2 separate regions of the Homo sapiens genome follow, and region 2 is linked to region 1. A link is a loop called in an ENCODE intact Hi-C map of the cell type or tissue named here. Cell type or tissue: PC-9. All regions are shown on one strand. Each heading gives the region's core, and the rest is flanking DNA. Links, peaks and the distances in the headings are about the cores only.

Region 1 (8,335 bases), core at 88-8,087:
CATATATTCAGAACTTGCTATAACAAAGGAGATAATTCAAAGACGAGGGAGAAGAAAAGCTTTAGGGGAAAAAGGGGGCAACTTCAGCTATGTCCTCTTTGCAGAGTGTCGTCATGGAGAAGCTGAAGGAGGGATAACTAGAGATGGAGCGTCTTATGTGATTTGTTTGTGGAGTATATTTGGTTTTTCTGGTTTGTCCTGGGTTGGAAGCAGAGGCAAAAATGAGGAAGCTGTCAGCCACTGAGTAAGTCCTGACTGTTCTGAGTTGGTCTCTGCAGATATTATGCTTCATTTCTTCTGTGGGTCAGAGTTCTATTGCCATATACTATGGCCATTGTCTATTTGTTTACTCAGTCTATCACAAGAAAGCTAAGTTATTCTAACACGTGGGTTTTACAGTTGCCCTTGGGCCACAGCTCCCTAAGATTGTAGGGTGGAGAAACCTGCCAGGCCATTAAGATCTGTGCCTTAAGCAATAGCCTGACAGCAGATGAGTGGCAGGTGCTGCCCTGAAGAATGGCATCCCCTTTGTTTTTTGGAATGTGAGACAAAAGTAGTGGAGAAAACATAGACCCTTTTCAAACCAAGTGTGCCCCAAATCTAAAATTATACCAGAAATATGTAAATGCAGAAGAAATATGGGAGAAAGCCAATAAGCAAGAGGGTGGAAGACGTTATTGCTCCAACTTAGGACACCTATTTATATCTATTTATACACATCTGTAAAAAAATGCATTACAGAAATGTGGTATTACTAGCCAGGACAGTTGTATTTAAATATTTGTTTCTTTCCCTACTCTTCTATTCCTATTTCTTTGCAAAATAATTTTGATGAGTGATAATTTTTAGAACAGTCACATGTTAGTGAAGCAACCAAGCCTTGGTTATGCCTTTAATAAAATGGAGTTGGCAGAACTTCCTGATTCCTATTTAAAACGCAGTGCCTGTGAAAGTATATTCTCACGTGCATCTGTGTAGCTTTCTTTTACTCACTATTAAAAGAGGATATAGGCCAGCCATGGTGGCTCACGTCTGTAATCCTAGCACTTTGGGAGGCTGAAGTGGGTGGATTACTTGAGGTCAGGAGTTTGAAACAAGCCTGGCCAACATAGTGAAACCCTGTCTCTACTAAAAATACAAAAAAAGTTAGGCAGGTGTGGTGGTGCATGCCTGTAGTCCCAGCTACTTGGGAGGCTGAGGCAGGAGAATCGCGGAGAGGTGGAGGTTGCAGTGAGCCGAGATTGCGCCATTGCACTCTAGCCTGGGCAACAGAGTGAGACTCTGTCTCAAAAATAAATAAATAAATAAAAGAGGATGTGATTCTTTACCCAGTCTCCGGAAATTTTAAACCATAGGGGAACTGGCAAACTTAGTGTGGTGGCATTCAAGACCCTGACATCACTTAACACCTCTCCCCAGTATAATAACCCCCTCCGATTTGTTTAAATTCACTGAGCCAAGAATTACTCTTAAGAAGCATTATCCAGCAAACTGTCCACTTGCAAAATGGTTTGTCACCATTGATAATCGTATAGCAAACAGCCTGTTTATGATTTGAGGTTCATATAAAACCACTTATGAAATAACTACTTTTCTTGGTTACTGTAACTGTGCTTTTCCTGTAGAGTTAAACTATCAGCCAATTCATCAAGCACGTAAATCAATCAATGAGAATTCAGCTCTTACTCGGTACCAGTTCTCCTCTTCTGGTGTAGCATGAGCATTCACTTCCACATTCTTAGCTTTCCTAACAGCTTTCTGAGGTTCAGCCTTTCCATATTTAAATATGTGGTTCACTACAGTAATTTCAGTTCTATAGCAAATTGAACAGGACAGATATATTTAAATGGAACTATGGTGAAGCATCTTTGTATAGCAAGTAACAAGGAAACCAATTCACAAGAGAAATGGTGGAATTTCTCCCCTCCTCTAAAACAGTAATCCACAAACTCTCAGCCAAATCTGAAAAATTCTTCAAACCTCAAAAAGTCCTTTCAAGAAACAAGGTGTATTCGTTTCCTGTGTCTGCTATAACAAATCCCCACAAACTTGGTGGCTTGAAACAGGAGTCCTTTATTCCCTCACAGTTATGGAGGCCAGAAGTCCTAAACAGGCATCATTGGGCTAAAGACCAGGTGTGATAGGGCTCCCTCCCTTCCTCCCTCCTGAGGTTCTAGGGGAGAATCTGTGCCTTGCCTGTCCCAGCACTGGTGGTTGCTCGCATTCCTTGACTTGTGGCCACATCACTCTAATCTCTGTGACTACATTGCTATCTCTTCTGTCTGTGTCTAATCTCCCTCCCTCTTATAAAGACCCTGTGATTGCATTTAGGGCTTATTCAGGTAACCCAGGATAACCGTTCCATTTCAGAACTATTCATGGAATCACATTTACAAAGTCTTTGCTGTTTAAGATAACAGCTTCAGGGGCCAGGAATTAAGACCTGTTGTCAGTGGGGGCTATAAACATCCTGGTACACGTGGCAAAATTAAAATCAGTTTCTTGACAATGCTGATAAAAACTTTGTGTTTATTATAACTTGAGGCTGGCCAGGCGCGATGGCTCATGCCTGTAATCCCAACACTTTGGGAGGCTGACGCAGGCAGATCACTTGAGGTCAGGAGTTTGAGACCAGCCTGGCCAACATGGTGAAAACCCATCTCTACTCAAAACACAAAAATTAGCTGGGCTTAGTGGCGGGCGCCTGTAATCCCAGCTACTTGGGAGGCTGAGGTAGGAGGATTGCTTGAACCCTGGAGGCGGAGGTTGCAGTGAGCCGAGATCATGCCACTGCACTCCAGCCTGGGTAACAGAGTGAGACTCTGTCTCAAAAAATAAAATAAAATTAAATTAAAAAATAAAAATAAAATAAAATAAAATAAAATAACTTAAGGCTGGCTTGACTAAGAGAGTTGGACCCTACACTCCCTGGGAACTTCCCACACTGTGACTTTTTTGCTCCATCTCAGCCTCAGATCCCTGCCTCATGTACCTGAGTACTGGCAACATTTTCTGCCTTGTGTTTCCCTTGCAATGCTTGACACGGCCTTTTAAGTTTCAAGACCCTGGCCAGGCCTAGTGATTGGCTCATGTCTCTAATCCCAGCGCTTTGGAAGGCGGAGGCGGGAGGATTGCTTGAGCTCAGGAGTTCGAGATCAGCCTGGGCAACATAGGGAGAACTTGTCTCTACAAAAAATAAATAAAAATAGCCCAAGCTTGGCGGTGCGTGCGTATAGTCCCACCAACTCAGGAGGCTGAAGTGGGAGGATGGCTTGAGCCCAGGAGGTTGAGGGTGCAGTGAGCTATGACTGTACCACTGCACTCCAGCCTGGGCAACAGAGGGAGACCCTGTCTCAAAAAACAAAAAAGTTTCAAGATCCCCACACAGCAGCTTTTACAACCCCTCCTTATTCTTTTCACAGCCAGCTGTCCCATGGTCTCTGCATAAAAAAGCATTGCTTACCCACCCTTTTCCTGAGACACTTCTGGTTTCGGCTTTGAGCATCTCCTTGTTGCAATATCTTGTATTAATAAAGTCTTTCCTTACTAATGTAGGAACTTGCATTTTTTCCCCTTGACACCCCGTGTCACTTTAGTGAGTGGTGAAGACAGAGAAGGCTCTGTGCTGTGAGAGGCTCAGCTTGCAGATGCACCTGTCCTGGGGTTGCTCCAGAGGAAGAGCGTCTCTATCTGTGACTTCCTGGGTTTCCAATAGCTAAAGAATTCTTAGGTGTGAGCACTGTTCTGAGCATTTCACACGTGCTCCTGAGGTCATCTTCCCAACAACCCTATGATGCTCGTTCTCAAACACCAGCTTTATCAGAATCACCCAGAGGCTCCTGAAAGCTCAGGTTGCTGAACATATCCCCCAGTTTCTGATTCAGTAGGTCTGGGACGGGGTTCCAGAATTTGCTTTCTAAAAACTTGCCAAGGTGGGCTGGGCGCAGTGACTCATGCCTGTAATCCCAGCACTTTGGGAGCCCGAGGTGGGCGGATCACTGAGGTCAGGAGCTCCAGACCAGCCTGGCCAACATGGCAAAACCCTGTCTCTGCTAAAGACACAAAAATTAGCCAGTGTGGTGGTGCACGCCTGTAATCCCAGCTACTCAGGAGGCTGAGGCAGGAGAATTGTTTGAACCCGGGAGGCGGAGGTTGCAGTGAGCTGAGATAGCACCACTTCACTCCAGCCTGGGCGACAGAGCAAGACTCCGTCCCCCACCCTCCCCAAACAACAACAACAACAACAACAACCACCACGCACACAAAAAAACAAAAAAAACAAAACTTCACAAGGGATGCAGGGGAACCCACTTTGAAAACCACTGCCCTAAGAGATGCGGGCTCTTCTATGCCCCATTTTAGGTCAGGGCATAGATGAGGGTGGTCAGGGCAGTGGGAGATACAGAATCAAGGGTGGGGACAGGCTCTTTTCTAAAGTGAATAAATAACTTAATGCACGTTAGGCCATCAGGGCTTAGACAAGGAAGCTGAGCTTTTGGGCTCTTGCCTGGTCCCTCCACCAGTGCCCATCACTTGCTTGGCAAACTGGACTCTGGGAGCCAGAGGATACTAAGAGAGCTGGAATGTGAGCACCAAGGCCGTGCAGGTAAAGCCCCGAGGCTCCCCAGGGCAGTCTCTCCACTTCAGTGTGAATGAGGCTCAGCTGGATTCACACTGAAAGGAATAGAAGACAGGTGAGTCATGCAGCAGGCAGGCTGCCCAGGCAGGACTGGGCCTCCACACCTTCCTACCCCACCAGCTTCCAGGAGGGCGTTTTTGCCCGGTTCTTCGTGGGTGTTTTTGTGCTTGATCATTTCTAGGAGACAAAGGCTCTGCCTCTTACCTGTGCTAATTAAATGTCAGATTTTAAGCCTGGCTCCAATGATAATACGTCAATGACTCATGGTTCTGAGAAGCCCAGGTATTATAAAAAGTGAGGTCTATTCATTCACCAATTTTAAAAACAAACACATAAAATATTCTTTTAAAAAAATTTGAGACCACAGAAAGGAAATAGAACCAGATAATCAAGCATCCGTGATTCTCTGTATGATCCCCTTATAAATCAAAACAGGGAAATCTTCTCCGTATAAGCTTGAAAGTTTTTCTGAGCTACAAACTCCACATTGGTGGTTTTGTTTTTTATGTTCCTTGTTTTCTCCTTCCCACCTCCCCACACCAGTGCTGCCCCCTTGTTTTGGTTTTCTTGTCCTCAAATCAGACCCACAGCTGTGGTCCCAAGCACTTCTAAACTTCATCCTCAAATCCAGAGGATCCACTGAGGACCCAGCTTCTCCTTAGGAGAACTAGCCCACCCTCTGCAAAAGGAATCTGATCTTTTTTTGATCATTGCTAAGATAGAAAGAGGAAACAACATGTAACAGTTCAGTATAAAACTCACAGTTCTGATCCGAGGAGGAACAATTGCTTTATTGATTGATTGAGATGGAGTCTGGCTCTGTCGCCCAGGGTGGAGTGCAGTGGCGCTATCTCGGTTCACTGCAACCTCTGCCTCCCGGGTTCAAGCGAGATTCTTCTGCCTCAGCCTCCAGAGGAGCTGGGATTACAGGCACCTGGTACCACACCTGGCTAACTTTTGTATTTTTAGTAGAGACGGGGTTTCACCATGTTGGTCAGGCTGGTCTCGAATTCCTGACCTCAGGTGATTCGCCCACCTTGGCCTCCCAAAGTGCTAGGATTACAGGCATGAGCCACTGCACCCAGCCTCAATTGCTTGTTTTAAATGCATTTTCTGTTCATAAGATCCTCTGCCCAGATACTTATCTCCCACTCTAGGAGGAAGAGTCGGGCGATGGCAGAAGGCACAGGTGATTTGGCAAGGCTTGGAGTCGGGTGGTTCTGCCTGTGTTCCCTCGGCCAGCACCTCAGGTTTGCTATCAATGGAGCAAAGACTATACAAGCTGACCTTTCCCAGGCTAATTAGCTTCTATACTGCGGATATGGCCTGCGTGTCCTCTCAACCCACCCACACCTCTGCACAGCACCCTTCTCCTCATGCACACTTCCTCAGCTTCTAAATTTCCATGCACTCTGTGTAGAAAGTTGCTGATACGCAACATTCATGAGTTAGCATCTGGTGATGGTTGCATGGCTCTGAGGAAACTGAGAGAAATTTGACCAAGAAAAATTAGATAGTGGTAAAAAGAGTTTTTCTCCAAGTTCAAAGAGAGAAATGGAACTAAATGATAATTTGAATGATATAAGGAAAGTGTTTTAGTTACACTGGGAGGGCAAGCAAAACTAAGTTGCATATTCTTTCTCCTTAACCAAGTGAATTGAGGACAAAGACTTTGTTTTATAGCACTGGGGACCCCAGTGTATGATAGATGCCCAGTAAATAGCATCGCAGAATGGCAATTTTTAGGCTAAGAGAGGAATTGTTGCTAATTTGGCTACAACTTTATGGAAACTGGCACTTGGCCTAGAGCTCAGTGGGCCTCAGGTGAACTTGGGAAACTTCCTCTGCCCCCACAACACACAAATCCTAGATCCTCCTTGCTGTCCTTTAGATGCTTAGAAATGCCTCAGGGAGCTTAGAAGTCTCTGTTGCTTTCTTTTTTTTTTTTTTTGGATGGAGTTTCTCTCTTGTTGCCCAGGCTGGAATGCAATGGCACGATCTCGGCTCACTGCAACCTCTGCCTCCCATGTTCAAGCGATTCTTCTCCTGCCTCAGCCTCCCAAGTAGCTGGGATTATAGGTGCCCTCCACCATGCCCAGCTAATTTTTGTATTTTTAGTAGAGGTGGGGTTTCACCATGTTGTCCAGCCTGGTCTTGAACTCCTGACCTCAGGTGATGTGCCCGCCTTGGCCTCCCAAAGTGCTGGGATTACAAGTGTGAGCCATGCATCAGGCCGATGTCCTCTGTTTCTTAGAGAGTCCCCACAACCAGGAGCCAGCCAGCATCTTCAGCAAGGGTCCTGTACAGCCTCAGCACCCCATCCACAGGAATGCTAGAACTCTGCCAGAGTCCACTAGGGCAATGCAAGAGGCCTGTAGAGGTGACTTCTCAGGATGGCCGGCCAGGTGGCTCCCACTCCTGCCTGATCCCAGTAGTTTTCACACCCAGGGAGGTGGGGCCCTCTTCTGCTGCTCCTACCCCAGAGAGCCCTGGAGGGACATTGAGAAGAAAACAGTTTAGGATGCATGAAGTTAATGGTACAAATGAGCACAGAGGCTACTTAAGGTAAGACGCATCTTAACCTAGTATCTGATCTAGAGATATCCAAGAATATGCAGCATAATAAATCCATTTGAGATAATAATGTTCCATTTCCCCTAGGATCTAGGAGATCCTAGGGCATTATACCCTAGGTAACAGAGATAGAAGCTTTGCACCCAACAGGCAACAAAGCCTTTCTGTAAGCACAAAGGGGAGTTGCCATCTGAAAATGAACATTTTGTTATTTTGCCCAACTGATGAAAGAGAAGAAAATTGGGGACTTCTGTGATCTTTCATTTGTTTTTATACTTTTGTTTTTTTCTTTTGGATTGGAGAAGCGCTGAAAAATAAATCATGTATGCTATCCCTTCTTACTATTTATTATTTTGATTGTGGTAATAAAAGAGTGAGTTGATAAATAAGTGTTTGCTGGAAATACCAAACTTTGACAACCAAACTGACAGACTATCCAAAAGCTTTCATTTTAAAAGCTCTCTATGTTACAGCTATGTCTGCACTGAAACAGTGACATCACATTGTACACCTTGAATAGATACAATCTTTATCAATTAAATATTTTTAAATGAAAAAAGCTCAGTGGTTAGTCTGAAACATGTAAAGCAATTAAGCTTCAGAATCTCCTGCAAAGATGAGGATCGAGCCAGGAACTAGGTGCTTTTGGAATGCAAACTTATAATTTTGTGAAATGAAATCACAAGATAATAATAAAAGTAATAATAGTAAGTGAAAAAAGAAGCTCAGTAGAAAATGAACCAATAGGAGCAACAATTATCAGTACTCCTTGACCCAAATTATCACTGGCTTTGGAATGTAGCTATTTCCAATCCCATTTCTGGTAGGCATAAATTTTGTACAACTGACTTACTTTCTCAGAGCTTTGGTTTCATCCACTACAAAATGTGGACAATATCAACTACCCCATAAGGTAGTATTAAAAATTAAATGAGAGGCTGGGCATGGTGGCTCACACCTGTAATCCCAGCACTTTGGGGGCTCGAGACAGGTGGATCACCTGAGGTCAGGAGATCGAGACCAGCCTGGCCAACATGGTGAAACCCTGTCTCTACTAAAAAAACAAAAATTAGCCAGGCATAGTGGCATGTGCCTGTAGGCCCAGCTATAGGGAGGCTGAGG
Region 2 (8,335 bases), core at 33-8,032, 170 kb before region 1:
ATGTCAGCCTACCAAGCAGCTGGGACTATAGGTGTGTACCACCACCTCTGGCTTCATTTTGCAGAATTTGAATATTAAGCATTTAACTTTTTGTCTCATCAATATCTGCTATCGTCAAGAAGGACTGAAACAAAAAATTAAAGGTTAATATTCAGGAGCTAGGCATGCCTGTAGTCCCAGCTACTCATAAGGCTTAAATGGCAGGATCACTTGAGGCCTAGCATTGGAGGCTGCAGTGCGCTGTGATTGTGCCTGGAAATAGCCATTGCACTCCAGCCTTGGCAACATACTGAGACCCTGTCACTCTAAAAAATGGCAAAACTAAATAAAGGTAAAAGAAATATAACAAACCTTTCAGTGATGCTTTGTAAATATTTGTAGCATTGATACTTCTACAAGTATCAAAGCTTAAAATTACACTAAGCCTTTTGGAATTGTTGTATTTTTATAAAGTGCCCTTTTCTCTTTTGAAGTAGTTCTTTGCAGGGCTTTCATCTGCATTGATCACCCAAAATTATTTTCTCTAGATGTGATACAGAATAGGATCAGTTTTAATGCACATGTAACAAATTTGAAGGAACTGGACCTTAATAGTAGTAGATGATCTAATACATTTTATTATCCCGCATGTTAACCTGGAGGCAGGTATCATATTTTATGTCCATAAACCTTAGGAACCTTACCTCCTAAAAAAATTATCATTTATGGAGTGCAGAGCTTAGAGATTGAAGTATTGACTGCAGTTTTATTTTCAAAAGGTAAATGCTACAATTTATGTGGTTTTTATTTCTCATGTTTACATTAAAAGAAAACCTAATAAACTTTTAATTAAAATGTGACTAGTGGGCCGAGCACAGTGGCTCACACCTGTAATCCTAGCACTTTGGGAGGCCAAGGCAGGTAGTTCAGAAGGTCGGGAGTTCAAGACCAGCCTGGTCAACGTGGTGAAACCTCATCTCTACTAAAAATACAGAAATTAGCTGGGTGTGGTGGCACACACCTGTAATCCCAGCTACTTTGGAGGCTGAGGCAGGAGAATTGCTTGAACCTGAGGGGCGGAGGTTGCAGTGAGCCAAGATCGCGCCACTGCACTCCAGCCTGGGCGACAGAGTGAGACTCTGTCTCAAAAAAAAAAAAAATTGTGACTAGTATGTTTTTAACTCTTCTATTCACATAGTGTTACATCTCTGCGTAACTTAAATGATTCAAGTCAGTCTTGATATGTCTTAAAGCATTTTTATAAGTTGCCTGGACTATTCACAAATTGGTTTAATCCATGCCTCTATGTAAGACATAATATTTGTTTTTTCTGGCTTAAGCTCTTTTCAATTTTAAGATAATTTATTACACTTAAAATCACTCTCTGGCCACAATACTTAGTGGCATAGCGTATTAGATGGCATCTTTGAATAGTTGGTTATTGTGTCTGAGAGGAAAAAGCATGTTAGAATATAAAATTAGGTCAATACACCAAAGAGAAAGGATTCCCAGGAATAGTGTAGAATTAGAACAAGGGTGTTTGAGGTTTTCAAACAGTTACACAGAAAAAAAGTGGAAGTACAGAAAGTAGAATTAAAGTTGTTGTACAGAGGGTGGCTCAGACCACATAATTTGACTTTAGCACACTGCTTTCAAGCTTACCTTTTAGTTAAAAATATATCAAATCACTGTTAGTTTTTTTTTTTTAGAACTAAGAGTCTAGCCACTTAGCTTCAGTGATTCTCACTAAATCCTAATAATATTGGTATATTTTCATCTACTTTAATTCTTTAGTACCTAAGGTAAAATCTTTAAATAACTCATCACCTCATCTTGATAAACTGCAGACTAGAATCAGTGATCTGATTTAGAAGAAAAAGTCTATCATGAATCCCTGTTTATAAGATGCTTTGCACCATGTAATATGCAATAACTAAGTAGAGATCCTGACATACATGAGTGGTCAAAGGTTTAAAAAACTAGTTTGGGAGAGGGGCACTGGACATAAATCCATGACTTCAAGAGTAAGTCAGGGCCAGGTGTGGTGGCTCATGCCTGTAATGCCAGCACTTTGGGAGGGTGAGGTGGGCAGATTACTTGAGTCCAGCAGTTCAACACCAGCCTGGCCAAGGTAGCAAAACCCCATCTCTACTAAAAATACAAAAATTAGCCAAGCTTGGTGGCATCTGCCGATGTTCCTAGCTCCTTGGGAGGCTGATTCATGAAAGTCGCTTGAGCCTGGGAGGCAGACGTTGCAGTGAGCAGTGAGCATGCCTGCGCTCCACCCTGGGTGACAGAGCGAGACCTTGTCTCACACACACACACAAAAGAGTAAGTCAGTAGAATAAGGACCACTAACATTGCTCTCCCCTTTGGCTTGAATTCTAGAAGGCAATACAGTCATTTTGATACATGGAAAATTGGGTCAATTTAGAATAAGAATATAAACGTGACTGAAAGTGGGCAGGTTCTCTGACAAATGTTTGGGGTATGGAAACTAAGTTTCTAGTAGGGTGGTAACTATGGCAGTTTTCTTAGAGTTTGATATCTGGGAAAGATTTGTTGTCTAACACAAGACTATGAAAAAGATTATCTGACTACCAAAGCTCAAATTTACTTTCATTTTTAGGGTTATTTCCACTTTTGTAATACAGACACCAGTGAAATTTTTAACTCTGGTATTGTGTGAACTAAAACTTTTACCTCTTCATTACAAGGAAAAGACAATAGATCACTACCCATCAATACAAAAGAACAAGCTACTAAAACATGGATGACCTGGACCTGTGACGGACTAAATGGCACTGTGTTTGACTCGTGGATCTGACACAAACTAAGTGGGTCTGGATAATTCATGGACACTCTGAGGTCCAATCTCTTAATGGTTTCAAATGAGTCACAAGTAGATGACCATAAACACCTTTCGTGAACCATCACGGTGGAATTCTGTGAGGTTAAGATATCAAGACTAGCGTGACTAGTGTCACGTGGTTATGGACAGGTGTGAGAGCAGTGCAGTGTCTTTCAAGAGTGGGAGTTGTTTAGAGATGGAGGAAACAGGATTTCCACCCTCTGCCTGCTTACCTCTTACCCCTAGACCTCCCCACAAGCTCTCCTTTGAAGTGGCCTCCTGTCTCCCCTTGGTCTTCTCAAAGCTGGTCCAGGCATTCCACTGTCACAGACTCTAGTGGTTTCTGGAGATAATGACATCACCAGATCCAGCTCATTCTGGCGGGTGGATCAAGCACTGTTTCTGGCTATGCTCCGTCCTGTCTGGGCTTTTCTGCCTCTGCTGGGAAGCTCTGGAGAGTGGTAAGGTCAGAGGGGTGTTCTCTTTCTAGGAAAGATTCCTGTTCCCAGTGGCCCCCTGCTTCCTAATTCACAAGAGCTGCTTTGCTCTACAGTGAAATTATTTCTTGGGAGCTGGGACCAGGGCCTGGGAAACAAATTTTAGGGACACAAACCTGGCCCTCTGGAATTCAATACATTGGACTGAAAACATAGACAGCTTGGTAGTGCCAGAGTGGCTAGGCGCCTTCGTGTGACCCAACGGATCTGACCAGACACTACCAGAAAGCCTAAAATATATCTGACACAAGGTAAGGTTCTACCCACATTCACTTCCCATTATTTCCCTGTGTATTTTGGGTCATGTCACTTTGCTCAGTGCTGTAAAGACCGCAGGGCTGGTTTTAGGCAGGTGTGATATTCGACAGCACCTGAGACCGGAAATAAATCACACCTGCCCTTGAACCTAAATTTCCTCACTGCTAGCTTGTGACGTGGGCGCACTGTTCCTCCAACCTGAACCTCGGTTGTTATTTTTAATGCAGACGGTTATGCCGGCCTCATAGAGTACTTGTGAGGTTTAGGTGAGTCATCCAATGAAAAGAACAAAGTGTCTTCTAAATACAATAGCAGCTGTCACTTACTCAGGGTTTAGTAACTGCACTTGGCTGTTTGCTTTACAGCCAAGTGTATGATTTACCTAAGTTTCAAAACAACGCCATGAAGCAGGCATTAACACCCTCATTTTCAGGCGAGAAACCTCTTACCCGGTTCCCGCCCTCGCCCCCCGCTTACAGGTAATAAAGCTGGAATTTATGCAGCTCTTTCGGTCTCCACAGCTCGGGGTCTTGCCACAGACACAGCGCCCACGAGTTCTGGCACTTTGGTCAACGTTTATAAACGGGCTCTCCTCTGCCGCCGCGGGCATGCGCTTTCCCCAAGGTTCGCACTGAACACCTGTTCCTAAAGGGGGCGCAGCTCCACCTGCGTCCCCGGGACCTCTAGCGTGAGGGGGTCGATCCTGGGGTCCCCCCGGGCTTCCCGTTCTCACCCTCTGAATCACAAGCCCCATTCTCACTAGAAGTTGACAGGCTGTGGGGAGACCTGGTTTCCCCGCGTCCCACTTCAGGTGAGCACCTTCCCCGCCCGCGACACCCAAGGGCCCCGGGACCACCTCTCAGCCTTAGCTAGGCGTGAAGCAGCGAGCTAAGCTTGCACATGCGCAGACGTCATCCAGAAGACCCTTTCCTAGAGTGTGGCGCGCGAGCCATTCGGATTTAAGACTACGTTTCCCAGAAACCTCCACGCCACGACTTACTTCGCAGCGTTTTCTCTATTGGATGATTGGAAGATGTTCCTGACTGCCTCGCCTGGCCAGGTTCTGCCAGAGCCCCTAGAGGTTATGGGTTAAATTTGAACTTTGCTGCCGAATACGGTGCGTGGTCCTCCATCAAATCCCGATTGGAAAAAACAGCTGCCAAACACGTTGGAAACAATTTGGGAAATGTGAATGTGTACTGGCAATTATAAATATTAAAGAACATTGCCGTTATTCTTAACTGTTAAGTGGAGTTATATTGGAAAATACTAGTTTTTATAAAGACATGCACAGGGAAGCATTTAACATTGAAAGGATAGTTAATTCACTTTACAATTTTTCAGCAAAAACTAACAAAGCGAATATGGCAAAAGGTTAACTTTTCTTAAATCAAGGACATGCATGGCTATAGATAGATGCTCATTTTACCGTTTCCTACGTTTCTGTGTGCTTAAACATTTTTCAATACAAAGGAAGAAAGAAAGAAAAACAAGGATCCTCCCTCCATCAGTTTGCCTTTTCAACTCAAAGCAGCCCCTAGACGTTAAGGTACATACAAATATGTCTTGGGAATAAGGCTGTGAAATGTGAATGAAATACTTGCACACGGAGCACAGCATTACTATAAAAGAATAGTACCTGTGACCCTGACCAACAGGGTTTCAGGAAAGGGGAACAAAAGAAACAAAAACCAAAAAATACGCACAACGCAAAATAAGAAAAAAATGGCTATGGCCGGGCGCTGTGGCTCACGCCTGTAATCCCAACACTTTGGGAGGCCGAGGCGGGCGGATTGCCTGAGTTCAGAAGTTCGCGACCAGCCTGTGCAACACGGTGAAACCACGTCTCTACTAAAATACAAAAAATTAGCGGGGTGTGGTGGCGGGCGCCTGCAGTCCCAGCTACTCCGGAGGCTGAGGCAGGAGAATTGCTTGAACTCGGAACTCCGACTCAAAAAAAAAAAAAAAAAAAAAAAAAAAAAAGAAGAAGAAGAAAAGAAAAAAGAAAAAAAAATGGCTATCAGGCAAATCATGGATCTCCCAGAGATGTCCCTACTTAAACTTTACATGAGCACCTGTTGATTTTTTTAACCAAACCAGGGAAATACGGTCATAATATCATAGGAACATCTTTTTACTAAATTATACATATTGAGCATGTATCTGCTCAATATTATTCCGTAACATCAATAATTTCTTCCGTGAGATGATAAATTTAAATAGTGGCACCTATTCACCCAAGGGTTGGTCACAAAGTCAGTGCGATCCCCGTGAACACACCCGTGAAGCTTTGCTTCCCAGCAACTTTCCTGGGGGCCGCGGGCGAAGGAACACCCCCAGATGCCGCTGCGCAGGGACAGGGGACGCGCCCAGACGTAGAGGCCCTGACCTCTGAATCTTGGCGGGGCACCCAGGAGCCCGGCTTCGGGGTGCTTAGCGGGGCGAAGCCGCCCCCGGACCCGCGTGGCTCCAGCCTCCTGGGGGTACCTGGCAGAGGGGGCTGCAGCGAGCGCCCTGCCGCGCCGCTTCCTCCGCGCGTCTCCCGCCTGGCTCCGCCAAGACTGGGGGCTTCCCCATAGGCCCGCGTCCGAGCGCGTCCTCAGGCTTCGCTCCGCGAGATCTGGGGGCCCCGTGGGCTGGGGTTCGGGCGGGGTCCGTTCCTTGCGGTCCGCGGTCTTGAAGCAATTTCCCGGCAAAGTCCCGGGACAGCGGGAAAGAAACTGGTCTCCCTGCCTGGGGTCGTTCCCGGTGGATGTGCCTCTTCATCAGACGGAATTTTCCGTCTGTGCAAAAATGAAGCTTACTCGGTATCATGTGTGCTTTTTGGGGGGAAGGACAAAAAAATATATTTTCTATAAACAACTTAATTGGCTTATTAATACTCAAATACCCTGCTTCTGTTTTATTAAATACAGTCTTCCATATAAAAATCCTTGAACTCGTAAAGACTAAAGGTAACAGTATAATAAACAGTCAACCCAACCATATTTGTTCGCTTTGTAGTAAGCTTGGCAACTTGGCAACTTGTTAACTTGTTATTTTATTCTCCTTAAGTTCTGTACTGAAAAAGGCTGTTAAGCCTAGTTTCGCTCTTGTTGCCCAAGCTGGAGTGCAATGCTGCGATCTCAGCTCACTGCAACCTCTGCTTCCCGGGTTCAAGAGATTCTCCTGCCTTAGCCTCCCCAGTGGCTAGGATTACAGGCGCGCGCCACCACGCCCGGCTAATTGTTTGTATTTTTAGTAGAGACAGGGTTTCACCATGTTGGCCAGTCTGGTCTCCAACTCCTGACCTCAGGTGATCCGCCTGTCTTGGCCTCCCAAAGTGCTGGGATTACAGGCGTGAGCCACCGCGTCCGGACTCCCTTGCTTATTATTTAAAGTAAATACATTTAAACGTTTCTTTAAAAAATTTAGACACTGCAAATTTGATTATAGCAGTGCATAAAGCTATAATGTAGCTCCCCCTCCTAATATCCAGCCCACCTCCCAAGTACGACCAATTGTCCACTGATGCCTAACTCTGCACTTTAGGCTACAGCAAACAATGCATTTTTAAAAACATGGTTACAACTTCTTTACAATTTTCTTTTAACATGTAAAATTGTCTCCTAATCGAGTTATCTGATCAGGCTATAGAGAAGGAAATCTTTCTGTTCCTTAACTACATTGTAGGGAATATCATGTTTATTTAATCAATTCTTTGTGATGGATGTTTGTTTCCAGTTTTCACTATTATAAATAATATGTGGCAAATAGCATTGTTCATGCATCTTTTGATATTTGTGAGATTATTTCTTTGCACAAGAGCCAAAATGATAGAATTGTGCAGTTAAAATGTGTACAAATGAACATGTAACAGATGCTAACAGGGAGTCCTCAAAGAGGCTTGTATCAGTTTATGCTGTTTCCTCACATCCACTCCAACACCAGATAGCAAGCATTTTTGGTAACCGATTTATAGAAATGCTTAAGGTTAAACATCAAATGGTGCACCATAAATTTCTTTTAAAAAAAGAAAAACACAATGCTTAAAGAATTACTATTCATGTTTTAATGGAAAGAAAGTGGTCCAAACATATATTCATTCAACAGACACTTATTGAAAACCTGCTGTGTGACAGGCATCATTGTAGATGCTGGCATAATAACAAGGAATAAAAGAGATAAAAATCCTCACTTTGGCATAGTCAATTGTTAAGAAACAATGGGATACTTAGGCCGGGCGCAGTGGCTCACGCCTATAATCCCAGCACTTTGGGAGGCTTAGGCGGGCAGATCACGAGGTCAAGAGATCGAGACCATCCTGGCTAACACGGTGAAACCCTGTCTCCACTAAAAAAACAAAAACAACAACAACAAAAAATTAGCCGTGCCTGGTGGCGGGCGCCTGTAGTCCCAGCTACTCGGGAGGCTGAGGCAGGAGAATGGCGTGAACCCAGAAGGCAGAGCTTGCGGTGAGCCCAGATCGCGCCACTGCACTCCAGCCTGGGCGACAGAGCAAGACTCCGTCTCAAAAACAAACAAAAAAAGAAACAATGGGACACTTAAAGGCATCTAATAAAAGGGACTTTTACAAAGCCTGGGCAGAGTTGGTGAGACGCCCTGTGACTAGTGACAGTGAAGTCATTATCACCGCCAGGGTTGATGTGAGGGGAAGGAAATGTTACCAGAGCCTGGCAAAAAAGACCATCCCAACAAGAGCTATGGCCTTAAAAAGAGGAACATTGTTAGATTTGTTTCGCTCTTTTGG

The links. A loop is a pair of places that touch in the nucleus more often than their neighbours do. Peaks named below come from ENCODE experiments on the same cell type or tissue, not always from the same donor. Only the 100,000 strongest peaks of a DNase experiment are listed, where the experiment ranks them.
Region 2: it touches region 1 in a loop (2.9-fold over the local background); 2 of 110 quality-filtered maps call a loop at or near these places.

Annotation. Positions count from the first base shown.
Region 1 is chr9:97,041,768-97,050,102 of GRCh38, forward strand. No RefSeq gene overlaps it. Among named protein-coding and RNA genes, the nearest start is that of CTSV, 6.8 kb to the left of the region's middle. In PC-9, for the core only: no CTCF peak of the experiment used is centred there; DNase peaks (open chromatin) are centred at 354 and 4,644; H3K4me3 peaks cover 513 bases; H3K27ac peaks cover 2,202 bases.
Region 2 is chr9:96,871,406-96,879,740 of GRCh38, forward strand. It overlaps a transcript of ZNF782 not described here and the pseudogene LOC100132781. Among named protein-coding and RNA genes, the nearest start is that of ZNF782, 21 kb to the left of the region's middle. RefSeq lists enhancers at 2,104-2,173, 2,529-3,728. In PC-9, for the core only: CTCF peaks have their summits at 4,353 and 4,678; DNase peaks (open chromatin) are centred at 3,836 and 4,546; H3K4me3 peaks cover 1,978 bases; H3K27ac peaks cover 2,325 bases.